Linked DNA regions of Homo sapiens: region 1 is linked to region 2. A link is an interaction called in ENCODE POLR2A ChIA-PET data of the cell type or tissue named here. Cell type or tissue: PC-9. All regions are shown on one strand.

Region 1 (2,500 bases), 860 kb after region 2:
ACATTTCTTTATCTGATCAGGGTCTTGTGCATGTAATTCAACCCTTTGCAATTACTATTACTCAGTAATAGTTATTCAAAATTTAAAAGATTAATAAACTGAGATAAAGAGAAGTTAAATGTGTTCTTTCAGCTGACAGCTCATCAAATGTCATTTACAGAATTTGAAAAATCCAGTTCTATTCTGGTCACTTTAAGTAAATATAGTAACATGTCCTGATGTACAAATTATTACAGCTAAAAAGTTTTAGAATGCTTACACATTGTGCCAAGCTTTGCTTTAAGTGCTTTACAGAAATTAACTTGGTTTAATCTTCTCAACAACTCTAAGAGATAGGCCCTCTACTGAGCCTCATTGCACAGAAGAGAATTCAAAATCACAGAGACGTCAACTGATTGCCTAAGGCACCCATTTGGGACGTTAGGATTGCCGGGATTCAAGCATAGGCTGTGTCCTTATTGTTAGAATTAAAATGCACTTCCACAAAATAAGGCATTTAGCTAACATGCATTTTAAATAATTTAGACATACTAAATAGTCATTAAAACAATAAAGAAAATTATCCCCCTTAAAAAAGTAACTAACCTGAGAGATTAAAAAAAAAAATCTTTGCTTACAACATTCAACTAAGAAAAAGATGCCCCAAATTTCTCACAGATCAGCCATTATTTTAAATGAATGGCGAGTAAAGCCATCATCTATGGTTTTAGTTCTAAAAGCCATCTCTCCCAGAACACAAAACCTAGTAATGTCATCACTAAGAATCCCATTCCAATGGAAACAAACTCCTTCACATTCACCTTTTTTTTGGGTTCGGAACATTTCCAACTGTTTCTGCTGCTGTCGTCTTAATGTATTAACAATAGCTATTGCTAGTCTCAGTGCTTCTCTGGGGTACCCATGAGAACGTAATGCGTCCACTCTTGCACAGGCTGTAGGAACATGTTCTAAAACAGAAAGTCAAGGGGGTAAAGTTGCCACTGTCAGATATATCCATAAAAAAAGAATTTAATAGTAAGATGTTTCTCCCAAAATACTATTAAAAAGACACAAGAAACCATTCCTGAACTTGGATTTGAATGAAAATCTCAGCTCCTATTGCCAAGCATTCATCCATCTCCCATTGAATCCTTCAGTTCTCCACCTCCCATTCCAGTAATGCTATAGAAACTAAACAAAGAAGTAAGTCATGGAAATGTCTTTCCGGTTTGGTCACTTACCATGCCAGAGGGGCCACCCGCGGGAGTCGAAGAGGGAGTTTTCAGTGTCGTCATGGTAACAGTAGTTGGTGTATAGGTCACTGCTGATAATGTGCTGCAAGTGGCTATCCTGCCAGTGGAGATCGCATGCCTCGATGGCTCGGGTGAACACTGTCCGATGTGGCCTGTTCGATGAATCTGTTTTTTCCACAATTCAGAAAGCCGTGTCAGCTATTATTCACATGTGAATAAATCAGTCATACCATTCTGTGGCCAGATGTTCATGAACACACCCACACACATTGTCCTGCACCCCCTAAGCAGAAGGGTGAAGGGTGAATACTCTCACATCCTAAGTACTAAGAGGCAGGTCAGCCCAAGAGCCACCATTCACTCACTTGTTTATCAAACACAAACATTCTGCAGCCATTAAAGCTAAGGTTAAAGGCGTCCTGCAAAAAGAATTGTCAAGTCTAGTTTCCATGCCAAATACACTCAAAGGAGCCACTCAGCACAAAAGTCACAGGAAAACTCACTGCTCCCCACTTCTGAGGTGCTGTGGTGGGCTGCCCTTATGGGATCAACAGCTCTCACAAACACTATGCAAGAGATGCGACACCAGCCATGGAACCTTTCAGGATTATGCAGTCAGCCTTTAAAGATATGCATAAGGGTTGTGCTTTTGGTTGTATTTTTTAACTATATTGTGCGGTTTTGCACAATTAAAACTATTATGCTTCTTGGGATATAATGCTTAAATATCACTTTATATCCCAAAGGGCATAAATGCATATATTTAACATTTCACAAAGCCACACAACATAGCTACAAAACAAACCAGCGCACTTACCTTGCCCCTACAGGCTGCCTCCTGACTCCTGGGCAGGTTCCATGACTGGTGTGATGTCCCCAGCATAGTGTATGCCAGGGCATCACAAAAGAGCAGAGCCATACACTCCGAAGAGGGTTCAAGTTTCAGGACCTGACGGAGAAAAGAAATGTTTGGGGAATAAAGGATATTCTCACCTCAACTCCTGGGATTATTCAATTCCTAAGGATTATATGGTTCAAATTCTACCTGCACACCCACCCCTTGGGTTCCCACTCTAAACTTACCTTCAACTGTGGCACAAACTTTAGCAATCCTCAACTGGAAATCAGGTTAACAAACTATTTTTATTTATGTGTACTTAACCTAGTTCAAATATAACCTCTCATTGTTCTGAGACTTAATTAAATGAGAAGCAAAATCTAGAGCTTCCTTAATTGGTAAGATTTCATTTTCCTGTCACCGGACCTTT
Region 2 (2,500 bases):
TGGAATGGTCCAGCAGCTATATCCACTGTCACAGACTTTAGTTCCGTTCAATGATATGGCACATCCTGCAAAATTAACTAGTCACACACAAAAAATGTCTCAAATACAGTAAAAATGTACACACAAAGGTAATTTACAATGACAAGGAATGTAATTTTTCTTGGCTGTGCTTCAGAAATTTAGGGTCAGTAGCCTTAATCAAGGCACAAAGCAGGAAAAGGTGAGCACAGCTGTCTCTAGGAGTGGGCAAGGTATGTACAATCACTGATGAGGTATGCATGCACGCAAAGGATTTAAAACTGCTCAGTCTCACTACAAAAATTGAACTGAGTTAAAAGGAAATGCTGTGGCTTCCCCCTACTATCTGGCTCTGGATTGAGTCCACAGTCTTACTTCATCAAATAGAAAATAAAACTGACAAGGATCTCCAAAAGTAAATCACTATTTGTGTAAATGAAACAAAATGCTTCATTAATCCCAGTTCTTGGTTGTGCCTCCTGGACTAGAAGCATTTTGTAGACAAAAGAGTGTTTCACAAAATTGAAATGTAATTCAGGTGAAGGACAAAACATTTTCCACAGACACTTAAAATTCCAAACTTTCAAATGGCCCTTACAGCTGAACCGTTGTATGTTACAGTAGTGAGGGTTCTGGGTATCCTTTAGCAGCAAATGCCGGTTTAAAGGGCACGGGGTCTCTTCGGGTTGATTTGCTTGCTGGCTTGTTCCTCCTCTTGTAGAGCTGCACGGAAAGATTTCACTTTATCTTGGAAAAAGAAAAGAAAGAGGGAATAAGTATTGTATTACACGCAGTAAGAGTTTACAACTTTATGGGTTCAATCAAGTCAGCTGTGTTATTTCCTAACAGTAACTCAGTATTTTTCCTTTTGTTCTTTGTTGTCTAGAAACTCGGAACTAAATAGAATGCTCAACTATTGCGAAAGTTTTTTGTTACAGATTTCCAGAAATACCTGTTTTTCTGTATCTTTCAATAGCTTTCTGTTCTGTTTGGCACATTTACAGTTCTCTGTTTTAATTTATTGGAATTCCTCCTAGAGTATAGGCAGGTTTCACATTGTAAAATACATAGTCTACCTTTTTTTTTTTGAGATGGAGTCCTCACTCTGTCACCCAAGCTTGAGTGCAATGGTGCGATCTAGGCTCACTGCAACCTCCACCTCATGGGTTCAAGCAATTCTCCCACCTCAGCTTCCCGAGTAGCTGGGATTACAGGCGTGCACCACCCGCTCAGCTAATTTTTGTATTTTTAGTAGATACGGGGTTTTACCATGTTGGCCATGCTGGTCTCGAACTCCCAACCTCAGGTGATCTGCCCGCCTTGGCCTCCCAAAGTGCTGGGATTATAGGCATGAGCCACCGTGCTCAGCACCCCCTATTTTACCTTTTTAAAGCTATGAACATGTAAAATATATTTGAATTTTTAGAAATTTACATTTTGTCCTCACTGTGAGGAAGGGGGATTGTGAAGGGGGGATGACTAAATGATATATTTCTTGATTTTACGCATTTTCTGGTCATGTACTGCTCTAGAGTCATGTAAAAACTAGAAATAGGTTAGTAAATTGTCAGACAAATTACATGCAGCTGTGAAGATAAGCTATCTTTCAATAACAGTGGCTCTCAACTGGATATGATTTTTGGCCCCCAGCGGGCATTTGGTAATGTCTAGAGACATTTTTGGTTATCCCAACTGGTGTGGTGCTACTGTCATGTAGTGGACAGAGACCAACGATGCTGGTAAATATTGTACAAGGCACAGGATAACACTCCTCAACAAAGAAAGGCCTAGCCCCAAATGTTAACAGTGTCAAGGTTACGAAACCCTACTCTGTAGACTTCAGAATAAAGTTGGAATCTCAATTTTCCTCCCCTTTTTGAAAGTACAGTGATGTTTAAAAAGTTAACTTTTTTGAAATTTTGAAATGAATTTAAGAACTTCTAGATTTGGTGCTCTCAAACTGTTACTGTTCTGTTTTTTTTGAGATGGAGTCTCACTCTGTCACCCAGGTTGGAGTGCAGTGGCGTGATCTCGGCTCACTGCAACCTCCGCCCTCCGCCCCCTGCCCCGGGTTCAAGTGATTCTCCTGTCTCAGCCTCCTGAGTAGCTGGGACTACAGGCATGTGCCACCATGCCTGGCTAATTTTTGTATTTTTAGTAGAGACAGGATTTCACAATGTTGACCAGGCTGGCCTTGAACTCCTGACCTCGGGTGATCTACCTGCCTCAGCCTCCCAAAGTGCTGGGATTACAGGTGTCTGGCCCAAATTTTTCTTATAAATCCCAAATTTATCTCTGGGTGGTTAAAAAAATTCTAAGGACTGAATAATGCAATATATCTAGATAGTAATTTCTTAAAAGTTATGGATATGCTTGATACACATGAAATTTGAGAAAAGGAAAGGAAGTCAATTAAGTTGAATGCTACAAAGAAAAAATACCAGAGTGCATTAGGATCTGTCTTCTGAATAAAATGGATACA

What was found. ChIA-PET counts read pairs that join two places held together with the same protein. Peaks named below come from ENCODE experiments on the same cell type or tissue, not always from the same donor. Only the 100,000 strongest peaks of a DNase experiment are listed, where the experiment ranks them.
Region 1: POLR2A ChIA-PET joins it to region 2 with 5 read pairs; 1 of 35 experiments calls an interaction of 5 or more read pairs at or near these places.

Annotation. Positions count from the first base shown.
Region 1 is chr5:61,524,697-61,527,196 of GRCh38, reverse strand. ZSWIM6 (zinc finger SWIM-type containing 6) reads right to left here. Exons shown (of 14, transcript NM_020928.2): 6 at 1,221-1,397; 7 at 801-947. Among named protein-coding and RNA genes, the nearest start is that of LINC03122, 110 kb to the left of the region's middle. In PC-9, no CTCF peak of the experiment used is centred here; a DNase peak (open chromatin) is centred at 1,206.
Region 2 is chr5:62,383,749-62,386,248 of GRCh38, reverse strand. It overlaps KIF2A (kinesin family member 2A), which reads right to left. Exons shown (of 21, transcript NM_001098511.3): 21 at 1-765. The coding sequence ends at 680. Among named protein-coding and RNA genes, the nearest start is that of DIMT1, 19 kb to the left of the region's middle. In PC-9, no CTCF peak of the experiment used is centred here; DNase peaks (open chromatin) are centred at 218 and 958; H3K27ac peaks cover 1,909 bases.